2 separate regions of the Homo sapiens genome follow, and region 2 is linked to region 1. A link is a loop called in an ENCODE intact Hi-C map of the cell type or tissue named here. Cell type or tissue: endothelial cell of umbilical vein. All regions are shown on one strand. Links, peaks and the distances in the headings refer to the core of each region. The heading gives the core; the rest is flanking DNA.

Evidence for each region. Peaks named below come from ENCODE experiments on the same cell type or tissue, not always from the same donor. Only the 100,000 strongest peaks of a DNase experiment are listed, where the experiment ranks them.
Region 2: it touches region 1 in a loop (7-fold over the local background); 1 of 110 quality-filtered maps calls a loop at or near these places.

The regions. Positions count from the first base shown.
Region 1 is chr3:24,238,438-24,246,231 of GRCh38, reverse strand. The region is part of intron 3 of THRB (thyroid hormone receptor beta); the gene reads left to right. Among named protein-coding and RNA genes, the nearest start is that of THRB-AS2, 91 kb to the right of the region's middle. In endothelial cell of umbilical vein, for the core only: no CTCF peak of the experiment used is centred there; a DNase peak (open chromatin) is centred at 3,931; H3K27ac peaks cover 1,182 bases.
Region 2 is chr3:24,585,026-24,592,819 of GRCh38, reverse strand. No RefSeq gene overlaps it. Among named protein-coding and RNA genes, the nearest start is that of THRB, 94 kb to the right of the region's middle. In endothelial cell of umbilical vein, for the core only: no CTCF peak of the experiment used is centred there; a DNase peak (open chromatin) is centred at 4,079; H3K27ac peaks cover 1,246 bases.

The DNA.
Region 1 (7,794 bases), core at 1,579-5,578:
CAGTTATCCAGAACCTAGGCTTAACTATGCATAACAATAACAACTCACATTTATTGAGCACTTACTATGTGCAAGGTACTATCCTAAGCCCTTTTCTTGCATGAACTCATTTAATTCCTACAACATCTCCGTAAGGGACATGCTATCTTCTTTGGGGACACATGTACAAATGATATTAAAACAAGCTGATGTAGCTATTCTGTCCAAGCATCCAGATTGCATGGTCAGAATGATACCAACCCAATAAACTACACTTTACGTAACCCACATTATGAAAGACCCTCTGTTTGTTTTGTTTTGTTTTGCTTTGTATTGTTTTGTGACAGAGTCTCGCTCTGTTGCCCAGGCTAGAGTGCAATGCCACTATCTCAGCTCACTGCAACCTCTGCCTCCCAGGTTCAAGTGATTCTCCTGCCTCAGCCTCCCAAGTAGCTGGGATTACAGGCACGTGCCACCACACCCGGCTAATTTTTGTATTTTTAGTAGAGATGGGGTTTCACCATATTGGCCAGGCTGGTCTCAAACTCCTGACCTCAAGTGATCTGCCCGCCTCGGTCTCCCAAAGTGCTGGGATTACAGGTGTGAGCCACTGCACCTGACCAGGCCCTCAGTTTATAGCTGGATCTTGACAGAGAAAATTGGCGTGGTCCCTGTGCGGGGAGGCATGGTAATCTGTGGAGTGTCCATGTTTTGTAAAGTTGGGTTTTTTTGTTATTCTTTCCCTTTCACACACACTAATGGCCCTCTGCACTTCTGACAGAGTATTAAATACAGCCTCCCCTAATTAGAATTGTTTGTGCACATCCCGTCTTCTCTACCAGTCAATATCTGTCAGAAGGAAAGGGGTGGGGCTTAGTCATCTCTGCACCCATCATGGCACCCAGCTGAGTGATGTGCACCTTGCAGGTGGGATGCAGAATGGCTTAGCAGTTAAAAGCATTTGTTGTGGTTGGCAGTCTAACTCTTCCCCTTGCCAGCTGGGTCACAAAGGGCAAGTTTCTCAGTCCTCTGGCCCTCTGTTTCATCAATGAGCAGAAAACTTACCATTCATTCAAACATTCTAATTATTAATGGCATAGTGACTGTGTCCTCCTCAGGAGTTCTCCAGACACATAGCAGCAGTCCCCAAGAGTCTTCTCATATCATCACGTTGCTCACATCTTAGGGATTCCCAAAAGAGAAGGTTGAAGCCAGGACTCTGGATAGCCCCCTGACCTTTGTTCAAACAGACCCTTTGTGCACTGATGGGCATATGTCAAGATTTTGAGCAGAGAAACAGGCAGAAGAGCAGAAAGAAAGTTTCCCCCTTCACAGCTTAACAAGGTATGCTGTTAAGCTCCCAGAAGAGGGAGAATGGTCTTCATTGAGTTGTAACCATGCAGCATTTTCATTGCAATGTGCTGTTATTGTTCCATATATGTTATTAGATTACCATAACATCAGTGAGTTCTCGGGAGGAAGATTCACAGGGCTGCTAGCTAAGCAACATCTCAGTTCACTGCCACAGACACTTTGAGCTCTGTTTGTGTGGAGCAATTGCCCATCAGCAGATGGTACTGATGTCAACATGCCTGGAGTTTTCCTTGGCATTATAAGTTCAAAAGTGTCAAAGTTCAGTTTCATACAAAGTAGCTGCTTGTTTTCCAAAACTGACCTGGAGGCCTAGAAAAGACTGCAGAATTTTGATAGATGTGGAAGTTATTAAGGAAAGCCATTTAATCCAAATAAATTGCTCTTGAGGTAGGCCTTGATCAAGAAGTTTCAATTACATTTCTTTACCAATAAATAGATGTCTCTGGCAGCAAATGAGAGATAAGGAAGGTTCTCTCTCACTCCCAATTCAAAACTCAAGCCAGAGAAAATCCACATGCCTGACAAGAAATAATAATAGCCTATTTCTTTTTCAGCTCTGTCTTTAACACCCTGTATGATGCTTCAGTTAGGTGTGTATTTTCAACAGTTTTATTGAGATGTAATTTATATAACAAAGTTTACCCATTGAAAATATATAGTTCACTGGATTTTGGTGTATTTACAGCCATTTATATACTGCCGTCACCACAGTCTCCTTTCAGGATACCTTCATCCACCCCAAAAGGATCCCTTGTATCCATGAGCAGTCACTCCCCATCCTTAAACCAATCCCTCACCCCCACCACCCAGCCCTAGCTGACCACTCGTCCACTTCCTGTCTCTATAGTGTGCATTTTTTTTAACCTAGACATTGCCTGGCAACTCCTCATAATTAGAATTTAATAAGTGTTTCCTCAAAATCTGTCATTTTTGAGAAAATTTATTTCCTTTTGTGTCACTGGGCCTCCCTTCCTCCATTCAGCACCTGTCCCTAGCACCCCCAACAAGGGTGTTCTCCATTTAACGAGTATTTACTAAGGGCCTGCTATGAACTACACACTGTGTTAGCACTTGGGGTCATCAGTGAACAGAATGAAAAAGATCCCTGTCCCCGTAAAGCTGACTTCCTAGCAGAGGGAGAAAAAACAGTCAACAACAGCAGCAGCAAAGCACAGAAGTAAAATGTACAGCATGTTAAAAGACACTAAGTACTATGGCAAAGAGAGACAGGAGAGGAAGATAAGGGGTATTGGGAAGCGCCGTGCCCAGGGAAGGGGCAGGTGACAGCACTGGGATGTTCAAATAGGCATCCCGAGAACTTCAGGTGTTCAACCCTTAATGGAGGTGAGGGAGGGACCCAAGCAGGTGTTGGAGGCATGAGCATTTCAGGCAAGGAAAAATCCTGACGCAAAAGGCCCTCTTGTAGGGGGCACATATGACACGTTCGAGGAAGAGGAAGGAGTTGGTGAAGCTGAAACTGGGAGAGGAGAGACAGAGAGGCAGATGGGGCAGATCCTTGTGGGAGCCACAGTGGGATTTTGAGCAGAGGGGTGACAGGAGCGGAATCGTATCCTACCTGTTGGAATGCCATTTTAAACAGAGATGAGAAGGGGCAAGGGCAGATGCAGGAGACCCCTGGATACTACTTCAGAGGCTACTTTAGGGCCTCTAAACCTAAGTGGCTCTCAATCTTGGCTGGGCATCAGAATCACCCACGCTGCTTTACAAACTGAGGCCTGAGCTACAGACACTAATTGGCCTGGAGTGCACCTGGGCACTGGGATTTTTTTTTTTTTTTTTTTTTTTTTTTCAAAGGTGCGCAGGTGATTTTGATGTGAAAGCCAGGTTGACCATGAGAGCTTTCAGAGCACTAAGTAGTCCCCCTGATTTGACTTTGCAGCTAGGAAACAAAACCCCACAGATGACCCCTCTTGCTCATTGGCAAAGCTGTGCTGAGAGGCAGCCAAAAATCTTGCTGCTATAGCAGTGGCAGGACTGGTGCTGCAGACAGTGTGCAAACTGGGATGGGGCTGGCTGGAGCCCACCTGGATCATCAGACCTTGAGGTCAATCTCATTCTTTGGCTGGATGCAAACACGAGCCTCTGAATGTGAGAGCAAGGCTTTCTCTCTGCACCTAAGAAAGGGCTTATTGTAATATATTAGGGCAGAAGAGAAGGATAAGGCTAGAACCTCAAGAAGAAGGTATGTGATTCACTCAACAAACAGTGTTTAAGAATAATAGTGACAGTGTGCCAGGCATTGTGCAAGGAGCAGCTGAGAAAAAAATAAGGTTTAACTGTCCTTGCCCAAGCCAAATGGCTCAAAGTGAGCACCGTCTAATATTTCAAAATGTGTTATTTGTGGGAAGGCTTTAAATAAGCCAGAGGGGAGGGGGGATTCTTCAGTTGCATATCTGAGCTGCTGGCATTTCTAATTCAGAGGGATGAATAGAACATTATTGTGTTGCATCGGTACAAGTACAGCAGGAAAAAAAAAATGCTTGGAGCCGTGAGCCGAACATGAATCAGCAATCTGGTTCTATTGTTCGGAAAATAATCACCATGCTGGGAGCATGGAATTTAAGAATCATGCAGAAATGCCCTTCCCCCTCCCAGCAGGAAACAGACATTGGCTAAAACATGCCATCTTGTTTTTGGCTTCCTGAGCTGAAAAGAATGTAAAAAACTTGGAGAGGATTTAGGGAAAGCTGATTTGTAAATATGGAAAATACAACCCATAAGAAATGGGAGATAATTTAGACCCAGTGTTGGCAACCTCTCAGAGGTGGCACGCCAAGGGAGTGTTTATTCACTCTTGTGAGCAGGCAGTACAGCTGCCCTAGCTTCAAGAAATAACTCATGTTTTTTGAGTTCCTACTATGCACTGATCAGTGTGCTAACTTGTGGGGGGAGGAAGGAGAGTGGTCCCTACCTTTTGAAGACCTTCTAATTTGTGGCGATGGGCAGGGGAGTGCACCAATACTATAAAGCAGTAGTTCTCACACTCAAGTGTGCATCAGAAACATAGGACCCGAACCCCACCTTCAGAGTTTATAACTCATTAGGTCTGGGATAGAGGCGGTGCATCTGCATTGCCATCTTGTTCCCAAGTGATCTGATTCTGCTGCCTGCATACTTTGAGAACCCCGCTCTAAGAAAATAAGTACAAGGGGCAGGCAAGGAGGGTTCAATACAGAAGTCCACTAGAAAGGTGCACTTGGTTTGTTGGTGCAATAGCAGGTACCCCTTTTTGGATCTGTTCTCTAGCACCTAGCTAATGAGTGTTAATTGGCAACGTGCTTTGGATAGATCACACTGGCCATGACTGCCACCATCCAAGGAAGGGTGACAAGAGGCACAAGAATAGATTTCTCTGTAGGCCTGAGGAAGTTGAGCAGGACATAATACAGTAAGACATACACATGTGGCCTCGCAGTGGCAGAGCAAATGGCTGTAGGGTTAAGAGGACAGTAGGGTGACCTGTCTCCACGCTCAAACTCAAGCACTTCTCCCATGAGCAGAAGGTCTCAGTGGAATCACCTGAGTGGCTTTTCTAAGTACGCATTATTGGGCCCAGGCCTGGAGACGGTGAGCAAAGCTCCTCAGATGATTCTGCCGTGAAAACCCCTCCTTGAGAACTGAGAATGCTTTTTCTGCATCCTGTGTGGTTGTGCCCCATACTTACAAGTAAGCAGAGTGCAAAGCCAATCTTTTGGAAAATACAAAATCAAAGTGCCCAATGGGTACACTCCCCTTCCCATTGTGTCTCATTGCCGTTTTGTTGCCACAGGAGTTGAGCGTCCCAAATTCAGGTGTGCCCATTTAAAATGCAAGTGGCCCTCAGTGGGCACAGTCCACCAACACAGCTGGACGTGTTGGCCAGAGTAAGCTGCCGTTCACTGGAAATATTCTAGAGAAGGCTGACCGTGTGCTGGTCAGGATGGAAAGGTGGGGGTGCCTGCCATGTGTTGAGTGAGTACAGCCTACCAGGATGGCACCTTAGTTCCTCCAACATGTTCTTAAATGGATCAGGCTGGTGGTTCTCAACATGTGGGCCCTGGAAAGTATATCCAGATCACCTAGGAACTTGTTAGAAATGCAGACTCTCAGGCACCCCAAACTAACTGAATCAGAAACTCTGGGAATGGAGCCCAGCAATTGGTTTTAACAAACCCTTCACATGCTCACCAAAGTTTGAAAGACACTAGTTTAGCTTATGCTATAGGTAGCTCCTTGCTACCTGTAAGTCAGAAGCAGCACAGAATTGGAATGCAGGCAACCGGTCATTTATTCATCTACTGAGGTATTCGTACAACTCTTCCAACATGGTGAACATCTTGTGCTCATTTGTCTGATTTTCACCTAAGAATGTGAAGTGTTCAGTATCTAGCCAGCTTCTCAGCTATGGTTGGCATCCGTGTAATTTCCAGTGATAATCTGACTTACTGCATCCTCTTCTCAGATTATATAAGGGCTGTGTTCTTTTACTTTTTAGATTCTTCGTCACAGCCTCCCCATTTGACGCGGGCTCAGTAAACTACTGAATAATAACCAAGCCTGATTTATTCCCAGGACTGCCTTAAATCCTGCTAAGACTTCACTCTGTGTCTCTTTCTCATATCCTCCACACCAAGTGGTAAGCCAGGCCGACTCACTTGGCTGTATGAAACTTTTTAATGGCACCTTTAGGTCAAATGTTGTGGCCATGGTCTCACAAAGAGTGAGGGGTGAAAGGAGATACTGCAAATCACACTTCTAGACTTTTCACTGATTTTCAAAGCTGTTATAGCCATGGTTCCCAAAATCTGTACCAGAGCACCTTGGGTACCACAGCAACCCCACAGAAATACAGTGGGATGTTTTTAATTTTTGAGGGAAACCCAGAAACAACTGTCAGACACCATGCAAATCCACCTGTCAAGCTGTTTGGACCTCATAACTTCATAAACAGGGCATTTAAGTATTTCTTTTGACCTAGGGTCACCGTAAAAAATATTACTGAAACACTAAGAGTGACATACACTGAGAAAGTTGGGAATCTCTGTTACAGCATGACTGTCCCCAGGTATAGTTTAACTGTACACATTCTGGCAGGATCATGCATTCAAGCCATCACATTGCAGGAAATACACATTCTAAATTTAAATATTAGCAGGGGAGAAGCTGAAAGAAAATTAGAACTATATGCATCTTTGAGGGACTTCTTTCCTTTATAACCTTCCTACCCAGACCTACCCATCCTAGCTCCCTGAGACAACCCTTAACCAAGGCTCCTGTGATTTTTCAAAATAATAAATAATAATGATAGAGGCCAAGACAGGAGAATTGCTTAAGACCAGTAGTCCGAGACCAGCCTGGGCAACATAGCAAGACTCCATCAAATAATAATAATGATGATGTAAATTCTCATTTAGTGTCCCAAATATGATGGATTAATTCTTGCAAATTGGAACTAATGATTGCTCTAATTGCTCTGGTGCATTCCTGAAAATCACCTTTGATACACACTGTTGAAAGACAAATTCAGGCTGTGTGTGCTATACCATGCACCTGACACCTCACAGAAAGCCACTGGAATTTCTGATAAAGAGCCAACAGAACCTTTACCAAGCAGAATTAAACAAGAACCTAATGTGCGACTGAATGCAGTGGCTCACGCCTGTAATCCCAGCACTTTCAGATGCCGAGGTGGGCAGATCACTTGAGGCCAAGAGTTCAAGACCAGACTGGCCAACATGGTGAAACCCTGGGTCTACTTAAAATACAAAACTTAGCCAGGCATGGTGGCTTGTGCCTGTAATTCCAACTACTCAGGAGGCAGAGATAGGAGAATTGCTTGAACCCAGGAGAAAGAGATTGCTGTGAGCTGAGATCATGCCACTGCACTCCAGCCTGGGTGACAGAGCAAGACTCTGTCTCAAAAAAAAAAAAAAAGAACCTAATGCGTGAGAATGGAGACAAAGTTTCCGAAGTCAATTTCTGCAAGAGCTTTGCAATGTAGCCCCATGTCCCCTGCCCCCCATTTGACACTGAAGAAGTAGTAAACAGTTATATTTATTAGGATAATTTTATTTTCATCTTCAAGGGAATTTCAGGAGCACAGCAGTCTTCATAACACTCCATTTAGGAAGATTATTCTTTTTATCCCAGGGTTAAAAATCTGAAGGAGCTCACTGCAGATTCCAGAGGCAGCAGAGCACTGGCTCAGACTGAGAGACACTGTCTCCCTGGGACAAGATTGAATTTTCTTTTAAATTTCAGATGATACTATCAAGGGGTCAAGTACTAGAGTCTTTTCTTATGACACCATCCAGGGTTGCAGAAGGGAGTGGATTGTTTGTTATTGTCTTACTCATTATCAAACTCTTTTTAAAAATCAATAATAAATCATTTGCTGCAGTCTTAATGTTTTATTTTCACATTCTTGTTTGTTGTTTTTCA
Region 2 (7,794 bases), core at 1,653-5,652, 350 kb before region 1:
AGTTTAAGATGCTGTAAGCATCCTTGCCGGGCAGATAGTTTAACATACGAAACACACATCTCAGGGTACAAATTCAGATTTTATTACTAGTAGCTGGTAATCCAAAAGTGAGACTCTTAACCTCCAAAGCCTTACTGTTTTCATTTGTAAATGAGGTAATAATACATTTTGCAGGGTTCTAGAAACTAAATGAGCCAGTGGTTGTGGTGCACTTGGCTTGTGTATAACCCGGTCATTTTTTTGTTCCCTTTCCCCACCCAATCTTACCTTCTCTTCAACTCTTGGAACTGCAATGTATAAGGAATATAAATACACTGAAATACTTGAAGGAGGATATAACATCATGTCACATGAGCAGCAATTCAAAGACCTGGAGACATTTGCTCTGAATAAACAAAGACTCAGCAAATAACGATTGTCCTCAAAGGTTTGAAGGAGTGGCTGATGGCAGAAGGGTCAACTTGGATCAACATCTGATCACAAAAGGAATTCCTCCTCTTTATTTTTGGATTCTATTCTGAGCTGTCCATCCTCCTGCCATGACTTCATGCCAGATAGTCATTATCTGTCACCTGGGCCCCTGCAGCCACCTACATACTCAGCTTCCTGACTCTAATCCAGTCCATTTTCTACACGACATCCAAAATGACCTTTCAAAACACAACTCTGGCCATACCCTTCTGTTTAGGATTCTCCAGGCCCCCTTTGACAAAAGCCACACTCGCACAATAGGCCATTTGTGTCTATTATTCAGGCTTATTTCCCACCACTTCCGTGGGTCCACTCCTACCCGCTGCTCCCCTCACCTACATATACCTCTTGTTCAGCAAAATCAAACCATGAGAATTTCCTCAGAGATGCTTATCTGCCTCACTGTCTGTAGGCCTGTCTGCTTGGAACATCCTCCAACTTGCCCATGGGGTGAAATGCTTAAAACTGAGTCATCTTCTCTGGGAACCTTCCTATTCTGTCCTCTGCCCCACCTTCCACCCACAGGATTATTCACTCCCTCTGTCCTACTTCTGTATCTCTACTGTGAAGTGTATTATATTTACATATTTACCTATGAGTCTCTCCTTATTGACTGTGAGCTTCCTCACCACACACATTCTAACCATGTCTCCAGTACAGTGCCAGGAGTTCACCATGTAAAAGCCATAGCACTTAACAATCTGCAGCCCTGGCTGAGCTGCCAGGAGGATGCTCAGTGGAAGAGTAAACCATCCAGGTTCCTCTACCTTGAAGATTCACTATCTTCAGGTTATTATGGTACATTTTTAAGATACCTTAATTTATACTGAGTTCCTTTAATTTGGAAATGCCATTATAAAGAGGAAGTATTAGGCTGACTAGAGCTTCTCAAATTTAATGTCAAGAGTCACCTAGAAAGTCTTGTTAAAATGTAGCTTCTGATTCAGCAGATCTGGGTTGGGGCTTGAGATTCTGCATTTCTAACAAGCTCCCAGATGCTGCTGGTCCATAGACCATATGTTGAGTGGCAATGGTTTATAGATTATCAAATTCAGCTGAAGTTTGGGTGTTAGGTTTACAATGACATTGAAGCAGAAAATCTAAAAGTCAACATTTAAAAAACTTAAGCCAAAACAAAACTAACAAACCAGTTCAATTATACCAGTGATGGAGAAATGAAAACTACTTTTTAAAAATGAGATTTTAACATAACATTTCAGAAATCCATCTACTGAATAAAGCATAAAACTTAAGACATGTATATAATTTGTAAACTTTTTTAAAAGTACTTTAATTAATTAGAATAATTATTTTCAAAGAGTTGGCTGACTATATGAAGAGGTCGCAGTTCAAAGAGATTAAATGCAGAAAAAAGTTAGTTACTAAATTATAATTTTTAACTGTTAAAGCTTTCTATTTGACTGGAAAATAAGTTAAGCTAATTACTTGTTTTTAAAAAGAAACAGAACTGCTTCTCCTCCAGAGGTTTCTATGGTTTCATTTAATACGTTTGCTATTAATAAATAAATTAAAATAGGTTTTTGAAACACAATGGACACTAATTATGAGGAGAGAAACAAAGATTCAAATATATAGAAACTGAAATATTGCTTTATGTTCCTTGGGTCAATGACTCATAAACAGAAAATCTGTGCAGAATATTATTCATTCATGTTGCTGGTATTGAAATGATAAAGAAGCATTTCCAGATCTTGTGACTTAGAAAATTATTGGTGAGATATAAACAGTTAGAGAGCTATATGATAGGGAATGTGTAACTTATCAGGCTAGAAAAACAGTAGAGCTTATAAAGCCATTCAGAGGGCAAGAGTCCACAATCCTTTAGTCAGTCACATTTCTATTTAAAATGGATATAGGGACACGCTGCAATATCCAAAGACCAATACAAACATTTCATGGGCAAATGTCACATGCTGCCATCTCTCATCAGTAGCAAATGTGACATCCTTTATCAAAGATGTGTATTTTGCACATTGCTCTGCAAACTGAGAGTCTTAAGAAGATATTACTATTGTTCTGTTCTTACATAGATGAAGTGATCCCACACTCATTCTCTGCTCAGAAAGAATGTATTTGTTTACTCAACAGAGTCATGTATGTTTTCTCACAATGGTTTACTGACATCCATAAACATATTCACTATGGGATTCTAAAGTAAAGCCCCCCTCCTCCTGAAGCTGAGCTATACTCTATATGCCTATAATGAATCCTGTCTCAACAATGCCAAGTGTGATTCTGATCCAAGCTTCTGTCATCTTCTTTGGAAATCCTTCCAAACCCAGGGCCAGGAAACAATGATTATTTCTAAAGAGACTGAATTTACTTAATAACATCTTGACAGATGAAAAAAAGAGAGAGAATTTACATAGACCACACGAGATTTGAACTAAAGATATCAACAAAAACACATGATCACTAATTTTAGAAAAAAATAAAAAATAAAAACAAGAACATTTTTCTCCCAATAAGAATGCAAATTAATCTCTTTGGGTTTTTTTTTTTTTTCTATCATCTCAGTTAGGAAACTAGAACTTCTTTGCTCAAAGATTAGCCCCCAGAGGAAAAGTTCATCAAAATAATGAAAACATGAGCCCTGCTCCTTCCCCCTAAAGTGTTATGCTCACATATTGCCATATTTTTTCCATTAGAAAGTATGGGTGCCTTTCACTCTTTGTAAGCAATTTTTTTCTTTGTTTTCTTTTTTCCACTTTCTAGCAGAAGAGATTGGCATGAATCTTTGTCACTCCTAGGAATAAGCATCGGTGTAAAAGTTTATTAGCTTAAGTCACTACAGCCAGCTAATGAGGTCAATGCCATGAATTCAGTCCTGGGAGAGAGAAGGAAAACTTTGTTCCAAGCTTTATATAGTCTAAACTTTCTTGTCATATTTGCACACTCAAATCTGTGGTTTTCAAATGTATCTGTATGTAAGGATCACTTTGCCTTTCCTTTAAAGCTGCATCAAGTCAATTGTGAGTGACCTGTTGAATCTGCCTCTTTAATCACTGCCCCATGTCATGCTGATTCAGGTGGCCTGGAACCTTAATTCAGGAAACTCTTTAAACTCACTGGTCTGTCCAAAAGTCTGTGAGTTGGGGAATCAAATGACAGAAAGAGAATAAATGCAAGTCGGAGAAAAGCTATGGCCCACTGAACAAAGAGGTTAAAGAATGATCATCACGGAATAAAAATAACTTATAGGGCAAATCATGGGGAAAAATATCTCTTACTAATTTAGATCACAAAGTACGTACCTGCTCAGGAATGTATAATAAACTCTTCTTACCCAGTTCTTTGCCTTAAAGACTTTCCTAATAAGAGAATGCAGAGAGAGCTGTCAGTTTTGTTCAGAATTGCTGCAGTTGGTTTAAACTTTACACATCAACAGTTCCAGGAACTGTTGGACTAGAGATATAAATAGAAAGCAATAACAGAAGTAATATATCATAAGAGCTAAAGCAATGGTACTTTCAAACTTTTAAAACAATTTATTATCTTGGAGTAGGGAAAGAGAGGGTGGTGGGCATAGAATCAGAGGCTTGCTCTGCTTGCTTTTATCTTAGCTGCAACAATCATAGGAAATGTCTGGATTTCCGGATGTTCCTCAGAAACTCCAGTTTTAATGAATTGGGAAGAGTTGCATGCAGGAAGTCGATACGTACCTATCTTTTCCATCTGTTATTTTATCCATGAAGCTTCATTTTTTAGAACAAGAATTAGCAGTGGCTACCATTGCCATGAGTGGCAGCTTACAGGTAGGAGTGTAAGAGTTGGGTTAGAGGGGAGGGAGGGACTACAGGTGAAAATGGGGGTACAGGAGGGTCTGTAATGGGTACAAGCCAGAAGAGAGAAGAAGACAGTTGAGCACTTCATTTCTGTCTTAGGCCAAAGTTCTTCTGAGACTTGTTGCTCCATAGGTGACTTGGGGTAAGAGTTCAGGGAGAAAGATGATAAAGTGGGTGAAATTGGGCCTTTGATTAATGTCTTGGCATGGGTTTCCCCAAAACATATCCTGAGACAAGGATGTGGTACAAGAGGCTATTCAGCAGGTAACACCAGCAGGTGGAGAACTTAGGACCGTTGCCTTTGGGGAACTCTGATTAACTGTGTAGAACACACTTCAGTATTGTCCCAACTAAGGTGGGAGGCAGCTGGGTTATTCTCCACCAAGAGCATTATTATCTGGGTTATTCTCCACCTTCCTCAGTCCTGGTTAAGGTTGGCTTTCAGTTGTTACCTCCTAGGCATTTCTGCTCTGCCCCATGCATGGACTAGGTGAATCCCAGGAACCAGAGAAAACTCTTGGGGGAAAAGTCACAAGAGCTCACCAGTTGGGGTGCCCAGAAATGGGGAGCTGAGGGGATATGAGGGGGGCACCAACAGTACTGCTACCGGGGAAGACACAGGATGAACTGTGAGTCAAAGACTAGAGTAACCAGACAGGGTAGCTTAGTTTCATGAGAAAAATCAAATAATTTCTTTAGTTAAAAATAAATGCTCAACTTCATTTTGTTCCTACTTCAGAAATATATCTTCCATGGGCAATCTGCCTCCATGAAAAAAACCCTGTAGCAAGCTATATAACTTAAATGCAATATAGCATCACTTCACGTCATATCATATAATTCATTAACAGCTTTCATCGTAGGAAATGGGAACAATGTTATTCTGTTTTCTGCCCAATACGCTACCACCATCATTTTCAAAATTATGTTGGTGATAGTCATAATCTTATTATTCAATAACAAGTTTTAAAATATAGCTAAGGATGTCCTCTGGGTAGTTTCCTGGTGGAGAGGTATTGATTCCTCCCATAAGGATTGCCTAGTTACCATTTTTGTATTTTATTTCTTCCATAATTAGCTTTGTAATTGCAGTCCTGGGAAATAAAAACTTCAGCTTTTTCTTTCCTTCATTTCTCCCTTTCTTTCTTTTCTTCATTTCTGCCTTTCTGTCTTCCTTCTTTCTTCCTTCCATTTTCCTTCCTCCCTTTCCTTCTTTCCTTTTCTCACTTTGCTTGTTTATATTTGCTTTAAAAATTTTTTACAATTTGCTTTAAGTTAAAGGAGTCAGGGAGTGGGAAATCACTCTTGGGTTTCTTGGGGTTTCTGGTTTCAATAGGGGTTTGGAATGAGAATTATTCCAGGCTCCCAGCCCTTCCCATGGCTCCTTGCTGACTGTACCTGAGCTGCCAGACTGCTGTGGTATTCCACGTTTGCAGCAGATGCATGTGCACCGTGAGAAGAGAAAGGTTAGCTACTCTGCCCTTCTCTCTTGGTGACTGTCCAGAATTTTGTATAGACTCTAGAAGGGCTATTCCCTTGCTGCTGCAACCCTAATCCTGTGTTACCACACTACCTGCCAAGGCAGCTTTGGGGCTGAGACGGATAGGATGGGAGATAAGTCGAAGGAGACTGCTCAAATGACGCTAAGCCACACTTGAGAGTACCCCAGAGGGTGCACTGGAGGGAAGAAATCAGATATCAGATCCCCCCAGGTGGAAATTTCCCAATGCACTCCATTTACCACTAACTGCTTGGTTCAAATGAAAATTCCCAGAGACCCACAGGAGCCTGGTAGAAGGCTGTATCAGTTGGAAGGTTGGGTTTTAGAGAAACTGTTTACCATATCACTAAAGTCAAATCTTGGTAATCCTCATAACTCCCTGCAAATCCAGAAGGTTTACAAGCTCCTATGATATGATTACTCCAAGTTCCCACTGGCACCCAGATATAAAGCAGCTTCAATTAACCACAATGGGTAGAGATTTAGTCATTCTGCTTCATTTAACTTTTCTGGTTACAAAACCATTTTGTTTGAAGTCTTATTTAAATTTTCTTAAATCTTCTTACCTCACTAAAAAGTCTAAAGAGCAGACACATTTTATTCATTATTTGAGCCATTTTCGCATTTAAAATTGATCATTCCAAACATATTATTTTTCACTGTGTACTATTTTTGTTGCAATTAGAGAAGGCAGAATATTAGATTCTCAATAGACACTAAGGTCAGCTTGTTTTCTAATGTTTCTGTTCTTTCTTTACAACTCCAGGGATAATTAGGGGCTGTGGTTAGTATGGTCATGATGAGTTGAGGTTTAGCAGTGGTAAGTTTACCCTATGTTTATTTGCCCTTGCTTATAAATTTCTTTAGATGTGATTTTGAGAGTTTTTCCGTTTTGACTTGGTTCACCAGTGCAGTTATATTGCAAAGCAACATAGGGAAGGCACTCACTTGAATTCAATACAGCAAATGTCCCCTGAATGTCTGCGTGCCAGGCACCTGACTTCAATTGTTTTTCTATTTGCCCACATTACAGTGTTTAATCTCTTAGGAATCACTCAACCCATGTGTTTGGCGGGACCATCATTGTGATGTTCATGACTTGTCACTTTCTGTGTCTTTCATTTGCAGTTCTCATGAAAATCTCCTCAAGTCCACATATCACCCACACTTTCAGTTCTTTGCTAGTGGGATTATTATTTCCTTCTTTCAAATATCGCAGCATTTTGGATGCTCAGGGATAATGGTCAGCCCCAGAAGAACCTATACACTGGACACAGCCAAGCCTGGTGACACATGCCTCAAAGCAAGGCGATGTTTTGATCCCTTTTATAGCTTCTGCTGGTGCAAAAATTGGGGGCTGTACTGCGTGATATTGAATCACACTTTCTAAGTTTTTTCAAGAAACTGAGGAAAAGGCTTCTTTTTTCCCCATTTTTAAAAATACCAATGTTAAACCTGTGAGCAAGTATAACGTCTGGACAAAGCTTACCTAGGAAATTCACAGAGCATGACAGGTTTCCTTACTTTGCTGCACTATGATATAATTAATTTGAGAAGGGACATTTGGAGCATCTTAGAAGTCTGCTTTAGGAACAGTGATCATAATATAGTAATTCCATCTCTGTTCTAGGGAAAAGAAGAATAACCACATGGGCCATGTTGTAAAGCGTCTTTGCCCAAAAAGGGCTTTTTCAAGAATTTTCACAATGGTAAATTAGTCATTTGCAACTTGAAACACATTTCCCTCTAGAAGTTATGCATAAATAGCAGTGTTTTCAGGTAGGAATTTCTTGCCAGAATTTCATGGGAAACGATTTTCCAAATCCTAGATTCCAAGAAAAATTGAAAAATCAGGAAAATAGGGAAAAGAATTATAATTCTCCTGCAAGAATTAAACCTTACCAATCAACCTAGACACCTCATTGGTTCTAAGAAATGCATAAATATCAAATCAGAAGCAAGAGAAGTAAAAACTGACACAAAAGATTGAAGGTAAAAGTCAAGGTTTTCAGGCAC